Regions from separate parts of the Homo sapiens genome. Here region 1 is linked to region 2. The links are chromatin loops, found by intact Hi-C in ENCODE. Cell type or tissue: breast epithelium. All regions are shown on one strand. Links, peaks and the distances in the headings refer to the core of each region. The heading gives the core; the rest is flanking DNA.

The links. A loop is a pair of places that touch in the nucleus more often than their neighbours do. Peaks named below come from ENCODE experiments on the same cell type or tissue, not always from the same donor. Only the 100,000 strongest peaks of a DNase experiment are listed, where the experiment ranks them.
Region 1: it touches region 2 in a loop (21-fold over the local background); 2 of 110 quality-filtered maps call a loop at or near these places.

What each region holds. Positions count from the first base shown.
Region 1 is chr3:181,954,561-181,962,903 of GRCh38, reverse strand. All of the region lies in intron 2 of LINC01206 (long intergenic non-protein coding RNA 1206), which reads right to left. Among named protein-coding and RNA genes, the nearest start is that of LINC01206, 6.4 kb to the right of the region's middle. In breast epithelium, for the core only: no CTCF peak of the experiment used is centred there; no DNase peak of the experiment used is centred there.
Region 2 is chr3:182,024,351-182,032,693 of GRCh38, reverse strand. It overlaps LOC105374242 (a long non-coding RNA gene), which reads left to right and starts at 4,986. Exons shown (of 3, transcript XR_924755.2): 1 at 4,986-5,048; 2 at 5,564-5,656; 3 at 6,742-6,964. In breast epithelium, for the core only: no CTCF peak of the experiment used is centred there; no DNase peak of the experiment used is centred there.

The DNA of each region.
Region 1 (8,343 bases), core at 176-8,175, 70 kb after region 2:
TAAGACCTTATTTATACTCCAAGGCTGATAGGAGTTTAGCTTCATTTGGATTATATTTAAATTATGCTAAAAGCTGTCACCATGGAGTTTCACCCTTTGACCCTACTTCTGTCCCCAGTGTCACTGGATTTTTTTAAGTCCAAAATATGACCTATTTAAGGACAAGGACTCCACCTCATTTATCTCTGCAGCCACAATTCCTGCTATACCTCCTATAATATTGAACAAATGTTGAACGGTCTTCAATTACATCAGGTAACATCTACTCCATAAGAAAATACTACACATGTGCAATTAAAAGTTAACTAGCAGCCACTCTTCATACTCAGAAAGATAACCTGTTTCTTAGTTTGGTTACGTCTCCACCAATTAACCTTCCTCGGTAAAAATTATGAAAATAAAGCCACGTCAAAGAATGCTCTAAGCTGCCGGAAATATTTGCACACATAAAAGATCAAGACCATACAATAATAAAGAATGAAGAGAAAATTTCTACCTCAGGAATGAAAGCAATAAAGGGGCTTGTCCTAAATGCAAAGGCTCCTCCACTAGTACTACACGGATCACTGTCATCGTTCTACCTTTACTATTATCTTTTCTCTGGGAACAACAGACCACAAAATGCTAAGAATTAAAGGAAAAACTTGAGATCATCTAATCCAATCCCCTCATTTTTCAAAGTACCAAAAAGTCCTTATAGCTTTAAACTCTAGGGCTCTAAAATTTTGTGATTCTATGAATTAAAACATTTAGTTTTATATGTGTTTTGCAGCATTTGCATGAAATGAACTATTTAAACAGGTTTCTAAAACCTGCTGAGATTCATATCTTAACAAAATCTTTCAGGTCTCAAAATAATTTCCATGATGCCAGGTAGCAATAGAACTGTAGGGTCAAAAGGCATGAACATCTTAAATTTTAGTAGATATTGTCAAGGGCCCTCTGAAAAAGGTTGCAACAATTTACACAGCTAAAGGCAAACTCTTGTTTTATTTTATCTGACCTGTCCTATATATGAGAGGAAATAAAAGACTATGACATCAAGTTAATAGCTAACAGGCAAAACCAGAAGTATACCAAATTTGTAAACAAAAATAAACCTCTTTATTGTCCCCATTTGCACCCCAATAGAAACTCATGTTCCAGGAAAGATGAGCAATGCCCCCAAACTGCTTTTCTGGAGAAGCAAAAGAAGGACATGGTAAATGCTGAAATTTGGAGTTACTAAAGCAACTATTGGGAGTGGGCTCTTAAACAACAAAATTTTTTTTTACTATCTATTCTATGAAAATACATGTGTGCAAAAAATATGAATAAGGAAGGTCATTGAAGCATACTGTGTAATTAAAAAAAATTGCCTACGGGTTTTTTACTGGGGACTGAGTGAAATACATTCCTGATAATGCTCTGCAGCCATCAAAAGGATAACAGTGTCAAGGAAAGATGTTTCCAGTAGATGGTTAAAAAAACGCAAGTGACAGGACAATTTGAAGACTATGACCCACTTGCCTATAAACACAACTGTGTGAATGTATGTGTGTGTGGGCACATACACGGTTACAAAGAAAACGGCATAGAGTAACACATGCAAGTTACCCTAACTGGTGACCTCTGAAGAGGGTAGCAGAGATGACGTGGGAAAGTTGCAATGAGGGGCTTTTACATTTTAACTCTATATATTTACATAAACTTTTGCATATAATTTACTTGTATAAATATTTTATATGTATTACTTGTTTATAAGTATGTATTGCTTCTGTAATTTTTTCTTGGAGTGCCATTAGATGAAATGACAAGATTCTTCCTATTCAAGAGGAAAGAAGTAGTGGGTACCAAGGAAGCTCTTGTTTTTCCTGGGAACATGGGCCAAAGATTTGCACAGGTGCTGTTGGGTCAGCACCAAACTGCTTGCTGATTAAAATGTGTTTGTGAGCTGCCATTGATCGTATAATCTAGCTCTCTATGGGATTCAAATATACCACAGCTTGACTCAATTCCATTTTATAAGATATAATTTCACCCCAAGCCAGGAATCCAGGCACCCCTAGAAAAATGTATTAGGCATCTGTGTCTGAGAGTCTGTGACATGAAGCAAATGCTACACTAGAATTAGTAGGAGATAAGGAATTATTTTTAAAAGCACATATTGATCTCAAATGGCAGAAAATCTTCCCCCAGAAGAGGACAAGATAAACCACAGCACTGTTTACAGTGGAAATTATTTCTCTTCAAAACGTTTTTTTCAGAAAACTCTCTCAGACTGAAAGCCTCACCAATGTCTATGCTTCCCCATGTCTTCTAGAACATGACACCGTTCACAGCTCCAGCAGTGGTCCACTAAGGCTGAGGAACCCAATATACTACAACAGGTAGCTTGTGTAGTGCATTAGGAAACACAAATCCAGAAGCCCTTACTCTCAATTTGGAAATCCAAAAGTGCTCTAAATGGACAGATTTTTTTTTTTTTTAAATAACTTACTTGCCTCCAGAAACTGACCAGACCTGAATCCATGTTACAAAATCCAATCTGAACTGATGTGAATTCATTTATAGTCTTTATTTATTTCAGATCTTGTAAATATTCAGGATGTTTAAAAAGATTAATATGTTCATAGTATGGAATATTAGTCATCTTGACTCCCTGAGAATATTATATTAATTCAGCATATTCACTGTTCTATCTTTCTAAAGTCAAAACACCATGAATTTTAAAACACATCTGGCCCTAAGAATTTCAAATAAAGAATGAGGACCTGTATATGCTATAATCAATGAAGGTTTGGAATAAATGAGATGCTTATTGAACAAAAGATTTCAATAAGCACTTCACCATAGAGTGTATATGAATGGCTAACAAGAGTTCCAAAAATCAGGAGCAATGTACATCTAGAGTACACACACAAACACACACTCATGTGCATACACACACACACATACACACACAGAACCTTGTTAAAGGCTAATAAATAATACTCTTATTACCTAGAGAAATAAAGTGAGTTGTTGGGAATAAAGAGAAGCAAGTGAAACTATGGCATGTCAAAACCATGGTAAATAGGAAATGCCTTTTTACTGCCTGAGAGAAATCGCCCTACAGTTGTTTGATAAAATAACACACTGAGAAGAACATTCTATTCATGGTTTAGGACATAAATATGACCTTCTCAAAGGAAATCTTTCCTAATCCTCCTAAATAAACATGATCTTACATTTTTTTCTTAGTAAAAATTTTTGAGGAGTCAATAATAAGAGCAACTTTGGTTGATTTTGTACGTACAGAATCTAGCTAAGCTGTGAAAACTACCCTGAAAAGGTAGGGAAGAACTACTCTGTAGATTTCATTCCATGGTCCTTCTGATTTCAGCCTCAGGAGGGCCTATAGAGAACTTTAGCTTCATCTAGTCTTCGAAATCATAACAATCATGAAGAAAATAGAAGAGAAATCCTTTGTGACCTTGAGGTTAAGCAAAGATTTCTTAGATATAGCCCCCAAAGCATGATCCATAAAAGAAAGAATTGACTAATTTATACCTCATCAAAATTACTTTTGTTCTTCTAATTCGCCACTAAGCAAATGAGGAAACAAGCCACAGATTGGAAGAATATATTTATAGATCATGTATCTATATATGTAACATGTATAAATGTGTTTAATGTAACGTATAAATGTGCATATATATATATATATATATATACTCAGTTTGTATTAAAATATATTAAAAACTCTCACAGAAATAAAAGACAAATGGGCCAAGCAAAAAATTGACAAAAGATTTCAATAAGCACTTCACCATAGAATGTATATGAATGGCTAACAAGCACATGAAAATGTAGCCAATATCAATAGTTATTAGGAAAATGCCTGTTTAAATGACAATGTGTTACCACTACACAACCACTAGCATATTTATAATAAAAAAGACTGGGCCGGGCATGGTGGCTCATGCCTGTAATCCCAGTACTTTGGGAGGCCAAGACAGGTGGATCACCTGAGGTCAGGAGTTCAAGACCAGCCTGGTCAACATAGCAAAACCCCACCTCTACCAAAAATACAAAAATTAGCCAGGCGTGGTGGTGAGCGCCTGGAATCCCAGCTACTTGGGAGGCTGAGGCAGGAGAATTGCTACAACCTGGGAGGCGGAGGTTGCAATGAACAGAGATCGCACTACTGCACTCCAGCCTGGGTGACAGTGTGAGACTCTGTCTCAAAAACTAAATAAACAAATTAATTAATTAATTAATTAATAAAGACTGGCCAGGTGCGGTGACTCATACCTGTATTTCCAGCACTTTGAAAGGCTGAGGCAGGAGTTTCACTTGAAGCCAAGAGTTTGAGACCAGCCTGAGCAATATAGTGAGATCCTGTCTCTCCAAAAAAAAAAACTTTTTAAATAAAAATAAAATTAGCCAGGCATGGTGACATGTGCCTGTAGTCCCAGCTACTGGGGAGGCTGAGGTATGAGGCTCCCTTGTGCCCAAGAGTTTTAGGGTGCAGTGAGCTATCATCACACCACTGCACTTCAGCCTGGGCAGCACAGAGAGATCCCATCTCCAAAAAATAAACTAAACTAAAATAAAAAAGATTGACAAGAACAAGTGTTAGTGAGTATAGAGAAACTAGAACTCACATATATTGCTGGTAGTAATGTAAAATGAAACAACCTCTTCGGAAAAGTTTGGCAGTTCTTTTTAAAAGTTAATTACATACTTACAAGCTCTCATAATTCCATTCCTAGGTACCTACCCATATAAAAACTTGTACACAAATGTTTGTAGCATCATTATTCGTAATAGGCATAAGCTGAAAATAGGCCTACACTGGAAATAATTCAAATGAACAAACAATATGTGGTACATCTCTGTAACGTAACACAGCTTAGCAATAACTGATACATCCAACAAATTGACTGAACCTCAAAAAACATTTTTCTAAGGAAAAGAAGCCAAACACAATACATAGTCTTACAAATTGTGATTCCATTTGTATGAACTTTCTAGATACGGCAAAAACTGTAGAGACAGAAATTACATTGGTAGTTGCCTAGATCTTGCATGGGGTGAACATTGACTGCAAACAGGTGTAAGGGAACTTTTTGAGGTCATGGAAATGCTCTAAAAACTGAGTTGTGGTGATAGTTGCACAAGTGTACAGACTTATTAGAAATCACCAGACTGTTTTTAAAAATCACTTGTTGTGTTCATGTTTGATACTGTCTCTTTGGAGCGACCTACAGATCAAGAAGAACATGTTTTAGGAAGTATGGGTTAAGGCAGCCTGAGGTTAATAAACAATTAATGAGTGGCTACAATGGAGTTAGTGCATGAATGCCATTCTGTGTTCATTACAGCATTGTTTGCCATAGAAAAACTAGAAATAGCCTAATGTCTATCATTAGTATCAGCTGGCAGTTTGTCCATCAACAGAGCAATAGATAAGCAAGATGAAATTCATCCATCTTATGAAAGACTATGCAGATGCAGCTCTCAGAAAGAATAAAAAGATCCCCAAGCTAAGTTGTCAATTGAAAAAAAAAAAAAGCAAAGTCACAGAACAATAATGAACAGTATAATTTAAATCTCATGTACACACTGAATTATGAAAGGCTTACCTCTGGAGAAGATTGAAACAATTAGAGTAGAAGTGAACTTTTTAGAAAGCATGTTTTTCTTTAGTGTTTTTTTTTTTTTTTAACAACAGACTTATACTGCTTCTGCAGGTTAAACAATGTTTTATAGCACTCTTCTTAGCACTTGACTAAATATCACTTTCTCAGCAATTCCTGCTGCTGGGGAAGTCATTTTCCTTAAAAGGAGACCAAAGTAAATGGCTTTGAAACATGCTTAAAATAAAAAAAAAAGACATTGTATCAGCTGGCAGTTTGATGTCCTTGTAGCTTAATAGTAATGATGATAAGGACAATATTCTTCATGCACATAGTTTTCTGCTATGACAACCCTATGAGGTAATGCTGCCACCCTTATTTTGGAAGAGACTCTGAGGCTCCAGAGGTCAAAGTCACCTGTCCAATACCACCCAAGTAGGCAGGGTGGGAGTGCGATCTGTAATTTTAAATCTGTTGCTTTTATTCAGCTGCCCCACCTCATCAAGGATGATGATAAACCTAATGGTGACCCTGAGGCACTACAGGATCCTGAAGGTCTTACGAATCATCAAAGAAAAATTTAATTAAATTTAGTGAAGTTTGGATTTTACCCATACTTAATTGTGTTTATAATCCCTGGAAAAGCGTTCAGCCACGTATAGCACACACCACCACCCTTGTTAAGAATAGTTGATTAACCAGAATGCCTCCAGCCAAGCTAAAACATGAAGAACTTACTCTAAATTGATTCCTTTCATTATTTGAGTCTTTACTTCCCTCTTAAAGAGAAGACGCCTTATCTGCCCTGCCTCACCTCCACCCTCACCTCAGAAAGCCCTCAATTCTTTTTTCCCTAAAATCTAGGTCAGGCTCCAGCCTTCCCACAGCCTGAGGGCAGAAGGGTCAGGTGAGGGTTGCCTGAGCCACTACCAGCAGAAGCCTGAGGGTGCTGTGTCCCCGCCGCTTCACTCCTACTGCGGGACACCAGTGATCTCCTGGTGACCACACCCTCACTCTGTCTGGGTGTACCCATGGCCTGTGAGTGGGAACATTCACAACAAAAGGGAAGTGAATGAGTAAATGAAAGCAAGTCTGAGTTCAGGCTGAAGGCCGGCTGCCACACAGCTTTCAATTTGGGAGGGGGCCTCTTCATGACAACACCAAACTATCCCAGCAAGAGGAATGCTTTTTTAGGGGTGAATCAACCCAGTGACACGGGTAAAAACAGACCCGAGTTTTACATGCAGAGACAAGAGATAAAGCTCTAAGACTAGGAATCAGGTAGTCATGCTGGAAATAGTGAAAGCCCATTTTGAAACCATTTTGAACCAGATAGACATGGGCTCAAAACTTAGCCTGGACTCTTACTAGCTGGGTAATTTAGGATAAGTTACTTAATCTGTATGCCTCAAGTTCTTTGTCTACAAGATTAAGGTGGGGATAGTACCTACCTTGATAGTATGACTTAAAAATAACCTATGTAAAGCGCCTAGTATCATTCCTGGCACTTAGTCACCACTGTTTCAACTGTCCCAAGAAGCACTGAAATAAATGCTAGATTACCCAGGTGCTGGGCCAGGTGTCCACCATAGAAGTCATTAACCACAACAGTGAAATGAAAGAAGCACAATTCCTACCCTTACGTTATTTCTTCTTAAAGGCTAAAACTCTATTGATAAAAATAACACATGCTCTTTGTGGGCTGGGAAGTGCAGGAAAACAAAGAAAACTATCAACTATAATCTTACAATGCAGCTGTGAATACTTTAATTTACTGAATTCAGATCTTTTATCTATACATATTCCTCTTTATGTAAGTGAAACTCATTGCTGCATGTTAAACTGCCTGTTTCACTTAACATTTTAACAACAACCAATATCCCAGGCCAATGGCTCTTTCCAGAGCTTGAAGCTTGTGGCTCTGGACTCCCTGCAATTGCAGGCAAAGCCACATGTTTTATTCAGCCCACATTCTAGAAGCTCGAAGCGGGAAGAGTTCCAGAGAAACCAGTAGTCACCCCTGTTAAATTCCCTTAACCCCATGATTTTCAGAGAGTTCAAGGTTATTGAGATGTATTTCCTTCATTGGCTCTTAATGATATCCCAGTAGGAGGAAGATATTGGGGGAGAAGGACTTCATTCCTCTCTGATCCCTGGTTCTGCATCTGACATTCAGGCAATGGATGTAAAAGAATGAAAATGTAAAGCGGGGATGGGGGATTATGTCCATGGAGCAGCTAAAGTAGAAAAGCAAAGATCCTCTCAATACCTGCAGTTCATGCAGTGACCCACCTGAAATGGGGCAGGGCCAGGAGGTCCAGGTGACAGGCTGCATACAGCTCTGAAAGCCTTGACCTCATAAGGAGGCACTCTTTCAGGCTGGATGAATCATAAGAACTCCTCTAGGAGACTGCAGCCATGAAATTCTTATGGACTTTGTAAAAAAATATATATACAATAATAATAATAAAGAGGAAGACATTAATTAAAGTTTAAAATTGATGGTATCTTTGATAAACCTGTTGCCTGGAAACCCCAGAAGCCCTTTTGGTGCTGATCTTTAGTGGGGAGTGGTAAAGTTGGGACAGTGGTAGTTGTATTTTTATTGCAAAAATAATAGCCATAGAATATAGTTAAAATAATAACCATAGAATCCCTTATCCTTTCATAATGTCTTGGACCAAACATGAAGCCAAAACCCCAAAATACTCACTTAACAACATCTCTGATATTTAGTTGC
Region 2 (8,343 bases), core at 85-8,084:
CACTGTAGAAAGTATCTAGGTTAGCTCTCAGAAAGAAGCACGTCCTTTGGGAGGCTGAGGTGGGCAGATCACAAGGTCAGGAGATCGAGACCATCCTGACTAACACGGTAAAACCCCGTCTCTACTAAAAATACAAAAAATTAGCCGGGTGTGGTGGTGGGCACCTGTAGTCCCAGCTACTCGGGAGGCTGAGGCCGGAGAATGGCGTGAACTAGGGGGGCGGAGCTTGCAGTGAGCGAAGATCATACCGATGCACTCCAGCCTGGGCAACAGAGCGAGACTCCGTCTCATAAAAAAAGAAAGAAAGAAAGAAAGAAAGAAGCATGTCCTAAAGTAAGAGTCATGTGATACTAAAAGACTAGTAAGAGTCTAGGAAAAATTTAAAGGAAATGGATGAAGAATCTTACCATAAAGTAATTTAAAGTAAAAAATTTTATAGAATTACTTGAAATAAATGTAATACCTGTACATATTCTGGTTTTTGCTTGCTAAGTTAAAATTACATTTCTAGAGGGTTTTTTTTTTTCGACACAAAACAAATTTTGAGTCATTCGAAATGGGAATCAATTATTTTAATACCTCAATCTTCTAGAAAGCAGCTTTCTGGACACATTAAATATTCAGTTTAGGCATTCAGAATGTGATTAAATCTAGAGTTCAGTAACGACACTAGCCAAAAAGATGTCATAAGGTGTGTTGGGATGAGTTGGCTTATGTCCTGGGAAAAAAAAAAGATAGTGATTGCTTTGAAAACCATGGCACTTGGTTTAATAGCCAACAATTGCCAAAACTAAAGGGAAAAGAGATGAGGAGGGTCATTGGAAATGGAAGAGAGTGAAAGGTCAATTAAAGAATGGAGGGGCAGACACCCTGATGTCTGGAGTCAGCTCAAAGGACCCCAAAGCATTTTGCAACAGCTCTAGAGATCTGACACCAAGAACTCACCTCATTCTAGAAACTCATTAAAGGGAACACAAACCCTAGGCAGCTCAACCATGAGACGAACAGCAGTGAGATGAGTAGATATACATTTGGAAGGTGTATGGACCTCTGGACCATAATGATAAACATAAGTGATCAAACTTTGATTATTATTTTTAAATAAACTTTATTTAAAGGAAAGTGTATGTTCTATTTTCAAATAGCTTCAAGTACGTGGTGAAAATCTATCTACTGTATATGAGACGTGGCATAAGGCACTGGAAGTATTAATGTATGACAGAGTTCCAACTTTCAGTGATTTAGTAGGGCGAGGGAGAAGGAAGGAGGCTGATAAGGACAGATAAGTAGAACAGGAGCTTACAATACAAAATGGTGTGGCAGTACAAAGAAAGGGAGCATAAACTCTAACTGGGGCTGGTAGAGAGATTAGGGAAGGATTTTCAAAAAAGGCAATGTTGACTTGAGCTTTGGATGATACATAGTGCTCAGGATGAAAACGATTTAAAGATTTGAACTTCAGCTATTTGGAAATAATCCATTTTTTGAAATATTTGATTCCCACAATTGCACTAAATAACTGAGGCATCATTCTATATAAATCAATTCAAGTGAACATCTGGCAGTTCTTATTGTCATAGCAAAGTTTAGAATACTGAATCAACTTTGAAAATTAATCAGGTGTCTACAGCAGACAGGTAATCCACATATTAGAAATATAAGTTTTTATTCAATATGGGGTAGAGTGAAATGCTTTCAGCTTAGGAAAAGATGCTATGGAAACAAATTATCCTGCAGGGTTACTATGAGTTGGATTCCAGTTGGGTAATGTTCAGGCAACAAAAGGTATGCTTCATGTTTTCATATTCAACTCCTAACAGAACTGTGTACAAAAATAAAGAGAAATCTAAACTTTCTCAAATCTCACAGGTATTCTGTTTTTTATTCTCTATTATAATTTCTTTTCCCAGTTATTACTAAGGAAGATTGACTGGCTGCTGCTTTTTAACCTGGTTTACATGTGCTCAGAAACAAATAACACAAAGGAATTTTTCAATAAAATATGACTAATGAATTAAAAAGCCTATTCAGTGCCTTGTGAACATTTTATATTTTAAGCCCTTTTTCCTCACTAAGATATTCCCCAAAACAACCCCCCCAAAAAAGAATTTCATTGCAGAAACATGAAATACGATAACTAATAAGAACAATTATAATCATTTTCCTTAGCATACAGCAACTACGAATGACACATGTAAATAGCTCCAATATATTTATTTAATATTACTGATAATTAACGTGTGCACTAAATTAGAATTGCCTTTATCAGCCAGAGTTGTAAAGCGCCACAACAGCTTAGAGATTACTAGAGGAGCTGATACCTGGGTGAAGAATGTGCCCAGCCTGCTGATAATGGAGGAGCGTATGGACTTTTAATTCCATAAATAAATAGAGTGTTTTCAAACATTGGACTTCATCAAAATTTAGCTGAATTAATTAGTAAACAAATACTGCATGTTTGCCTACATCCTTTTATTCCCTGCAGGAGCTAAATACCTTTTCTCATTTGCATCTGTTGGATATAGAATTGTCCTAATTTTGAAATTTCAGCAAGCCCCACAAAATGCAGTGCGAGTAATTTTTGTAGTGATTTTTACAGTTATATATCAAGTGGTAAAGTGATTTGTTCAAGACATGTCTTTGACTTTCTCCCAGGTATCATTAGAAAAATAATGTTTTTTTAGCTTAGGAATATGTGCAAAAAAAGTGTTATCTCACAACTGTCTTACACTCAAAATAAAATTAATTCAGAACAGTTCCAAAATAAAGTATAATAAGGCTGAAACTGACCAATTTGTGATATGCCTGAAAGAAGCAAATGTATTCTAAACAACTTAGATGTCAAGAATGCCAGCACTTGGAGTATTAGAATATCTGGCTTGTTGAAGTTGCTTCAATAAATGTTTGCTGAATAAAGAAAATTCAATGAAAAAAAATTTTAAGTGAACCTTGAACGAAAAGATAAAACTAAGTGTTCTGAATAGACATTACTTATTTCTTTGAAGTAAAATAATATTTTGTATGTTTGCAATCTTAATACCTCAAAAACCCATGTACATACTTATTTCCCTTCCTTTGACACTACCTTAGTCTGAGCCATCATTACCTCACTCCTTGTTGACTGAAACAGTCATAATAGGCTTCTTGTCCCATTTCCTCCCGCTATTCTCACCCATTTTCCATTCTCTAAGCTGAGTGACTTTTGTAAAACATTTTCCATGTTCCCTCATTCCCTCAGAGTAAAAAACTAAAGCATTCAAGGCACTTTATGGTGTGGCCACAGCCCATCTCTCCAACCTCTTTCGTCTCTATGACTCAACCAATGGCACTTGGTGCTCCAGCCGTATTGAACTTTGTGCAGTTTTTCTACATCGCATGCTTTCGCCCCAGGACCCTTGTACATGCTGTTTCCTGTTGGAAAGCTTTGCTCTTGCTACACTCTTGGTCTTCTATTGTGAATCTGCCTTACCCCTATTTGTCTTGAAGGTTTTAGTTGAGATGCTCTTACTCCAGGAAACTTCCCTAACTGGACCTCCACCTCTTTCAAGACTACATTAATCTTGTATCACTCTGTGCTTTTATTTAGCTGATGATCAATAATTTGGCTATGTGGTGTTACCTCTTAGTAAAGTCCTTCAGCCCCAACAACAAACATAATTCCTGGTACATTATAATCATTCACTAAATATTCTGTGAATAATTACTATATCAGTAATCTTCTTTGGTGTAGTTAATATAATAATTTGTATCATACATGATAATATAGTTAAAAGAGAACTATACAAAAAGTTAAGAGGATTGAATCATCATCCTTGCTCTTTTATTAGCTGTAAATAATTTCTCTGGACCCCTATTTCATCTGCAAAATAGGTATATGCCCTGCCCCTTCTACCTTACAAAAGGATCCAGAGCTCTCAAGTAAGCGAAAGTGCTTTGGAGAATATTAAGCACTAGTCCCGCAAGATATTACTGTCATTATCATTACCATTCCTAAATGCCTAAATTGCCATTTTGCTTTGTCATATTCCTGCTCAAAAGTCCTTAGTATCTCTACCCTCTTGTCTCTACTCACCGGCTCCACTCTCACCGGACTTTTACCATCAACAGTATTTTCCCAAAGCATAGCTTTGTGAATTGGTGACCAATATCATGGACATTTCTGTGTTTCAGTCTAGGTTTTATCTGACTATCAGCAACTCCAGAGGAATGTATCCTCGCCTGTTGGACCATATGCTCAGGGCTCCAGATATGGAGCCTGGCTGTGTTTTCCTGGCCAACAGACACAGTCCATGGGCCTCCCAAAGCCACAACTAAGCCAGTACCATCAGAGTGAACCTCAGGACAGCTGCAGAGAATACTGGAGCAAAAATGATCATGTGCACCTACTGGGCCAACCAGACAGCAAACAGCCCTAGCGGTTGCTGGCAGTCATTTTGCAACATTAAGTAAAGCCTCATCAGATGAAGTCAACACCACAGATGGCAGACAGAGACATGAAAATATCTAATCCTTGGGGGCACACTTGAGCTGCTGATTCATGCCCCCCTGATGCTAGCACTACTCAGCATTTACCGGTAATCAGGAGGATGCAATTCTACATCTTGACACTGAATGTGACATCTTTGAGTTTCTCCCAGAAAGTGGATTTTAAAAGTTCTTTTCTTCCTTATAACAATTCTTGAAAGAGACTTAAAATTCAAATCCATATTCAACTAATGCTTACAGAGAAAAGAGGTAAAATTTATAAAAAAAAGTGTTGAAATATTTCTAAGTAAAGGCTTTATTAATTCAAAGTATTATTGTAAGAATAATCATCATTGATTTGACTATTTGCCTCACTTCTTGTTCAGCTGCAGGTCTCCAATGTTATTAAAACATGAAGTTAATGCACAGAAAAATATATTATTTTCTACAAAATCAGTATCCAAGGGGGAAAAAACATCCATGTGACCTAGGAAACAGAACCTTAAGAAGCGTTTTATTGTTAAAGTTCCAGCCTGGCTTTTCTATCTGAATCTTTCAAAAATGTTTTTGGCACTATGGTTTTGGTAAGATCCAGGTTAACTGAAGCTTGTCAGAATTGCTTTCTTCAGAAGTAAGCAGTTAGATCAGGAAATAAACCACAAAAATTCCTTAATTGCTAGTCATCTAAGCAAGGTCTTACACTTTGGCTGAAAAAAAATACACCAAAGGAAAGAAATACCTAGCAATCTTTTTCTGAGTATTTTTTTTTCACATGAGCTAAGAAAAACAGCATAGCCTTAGTCAAAAGAATAGAGAGGAGATAGCTCTTCAAACCTTTCTTTCTAGGTAGAATTAGCCATTTAAGCTTTGTCCACATTAGCACTAAGCTAGCAAGTCTGGAGTGTCTTCCCTAACATTACTTTGTCAATGTGTTTATTTAATATTAATCCTGTGTGTTTGAGAAATTGGTCTGAACTGAACTATATAAGAATTGCCTTCAAAAAGACTAAACCATGTACTAGTAGTAACTTAAACTATTATGGTAACTTATTTAGTATTCCTTTAAGGTTTATAATGAATCCATACTTCCCATTTACAGAATGTCAACATATCATTAGACAGTTGACCACGGACCATAGCTCACGTGCTCTAGGTATGGACATAGCTTGTCTAATCTCCAATCGTTGGCAGGGTAAGTGTTTCAGACAAGTTTAAATAAGTAGTTTGTGTTTAATGGCTTCATGGTTCAGACACAATTGATCAACAGAATCATTTGATTGGCAAATAGAAACTAAAAGTGACAATAATAAAGTTACTAGTTATTAGTTATAATAAGCCACTACCATTCTAAGAAGGTAAAAAATATATACATTCTGCTTCTCACAACCATTCTGCAAAGTAAATTTTATTAAATCTATGTTACAGAAGAGGAAACTGAGGATTGGAGAGGTTAAGGGACTTTTCAAAGTATTAGAGTTTGAATTAGAATAACCCTACACAGCAGGAATAATTAGCTATCTTTTCTGGTAAAGTCACCATACAAAATTCAACTTGCCATTGACTTCTCTGTTTGTCAGGGCTTGTTTCTTTGTTTTACTTTCAAAAAGTGTATAATAATGTGCATTTAGATTTAGATGCATAGAAATATTAGCATAGTAATACAATATTAGCATAGAATTTGAAATTATCATAGAATTTCAAGTGTAACTCTCACGGAATTATTGATGAATCTGAGACTTTCTGAAGATAAAATCTTCCGGATAAAACCTAGTTATTGAATACATGACTGTAAATGAGTTACAGAGGAGACAACCACGTCCCCTTGCTAGCTCCAGGGCTTCCCAGCCACTAAGGTGAAGTTTGAGTGGCTCAAGAAGCTCATGGGAATCCTCTGGCCTGTACACCTGCTTCTCTGAGATGGAGCATGCCACCTGGCCACAGATATTCTTAGATAGTAGTTGGTGACTGGGTATAGGATATGATTTCTAAGCCTATGATGCATTAATTCTGCGGTTTGTGCATAATCGTCCTGCTTAGAGTGTGGTCCAAGGTTTTGGTAGCATTAGAGACAGTCAAGGCCTTGACTTTCTTCTCCAGTTAAGGTTGGCTGCTGGAGGATAACAATACTAGGAGGCTTGCAAAGCCCTTATTTTAAGGCATTATCTTCTCCAACTTAGTATTAACTGCTCTAACACAGCAGGAATGGACAGGGATACTTTTGAAGGGTTAGGATATCAGCATCTTTCAGCTGCTTTCCTATTTCCTCAAATTCCTTAGGAATGGAGCATTTGCCCTTCTGTATGACCACAGCTACTCTCACTTGGAGGATCATCAATAGACAAGGGTCAACCAGCTCCAGAGGAAGCCTCTTCTACAGCTCAGAGAACCTATTCCTTTAAGTTTCCTCACCTCTGTTCCAATGCCAGACAAGACTTTTACTGCAAACACTTCAGTATCATTTCTAATAAAGATAGCTTCCTAGCTGAATATCTCCAACATACATACAATCTGTTGTATTTCAATGCCCTTCTTCAAAGGGCACTTGGTGTTTGAGCTCTAGTATATTCAAGTGAAATATGTCTGGGAAAAACCATTGTATAAATAAATATTAAGCAAATTTTTAACAGAGAGGCCCATGGAAGATGACTTTATTTTCTAAAACTTTTCAATCAAGTTAATGGAAAAATTGAAACCTCCAAGCCCTCTGTGTCATGGTAATTTACACTGTTACAGGATTGTAGCATGTCTGAAATATGAGGAATCTCAGCAGTCCTGAAGTTCATCAGCTTGGACACCAGACCCACAGAGGCCCAGTTGTCCATCTCTGCCCCACTCTCAGGGTAGGGCAAAAGGCAGAGTACTCTGAGGCCTCAGCAGGATCCTCCACCCTGCTTTTATTTCCTTTATATATTGGGATTCTGCATTGGGTTGATTGACTTAAAGGGCTTTTGCTGCCTAAGAAAAAGACTTAGAAATATTTGATTTTTTACTGATGATCAGTGTGACACCCTAATTTTACAAATGCAGCCACTGGGTAATAGGAAGAAGAGGTGACTTGCTCCAAAGTCTCCCCACTAATAAATGACAAATGATTTTTACTTCATATATTGCTCCATCTACCTGACAATGTGATCAATTCTGCCAACAAGTCACCTTTCTGAGTATCTCAGCCTTAAGCTGCCTTCAGCTTCATGGAAATCACAGGCTATGTTCCATATTTTGATATGAAGCTTAAAGGCACAAGAGCATCCCAAGGGCAACCTCCTCCTATTTTGAGGTTTGCGGTATTAAAATTAATCAAAAGTAAATGCTCCCAGACATAGAAAGTTCTTCTAATATACTTTTCGAGGAATGCATATTGAGCCACTCAACCTTACTGACAAAAGAGAAAAGTGCGCCTTCTTATGTGCCCTGGCTTTTTGCTTGACAGGTGGATCACAGTGACAATATTTGCAAGGGAATCTTTTGATAAATGGATGCCTGGCCTCTCATATCACAGAATTTGCTTTGAAAGGACAAAAACCTTACAGAGAGAGCATAGTCCTTGACAAACTGGGCCCCATAGACCTTTATCTCCAAACTGTCAAATCAACCCAAATAAACTCTTTGCTGGCCCCAGAACAGTCTTTGTTTATGCCACTTCCTTCTGATCATGTGTGAATCTTCAAGGTTCAAGTTCTTCACATCCCACTCCGCCCCCCCGAAATCTTCCTTGGCCTCCCAGAGCAGGAGGAGTATCTTCCTCTTCTTACTCCATATCCCTTAACATGCACTGCTCTCTAATAATAATAGTACAATTAACATCAACTAGCATGTACTTAGTGCATACTATTTGCCAGAGACAACTCATTGAAATAGGTACTATCGCTATTTTGTAGA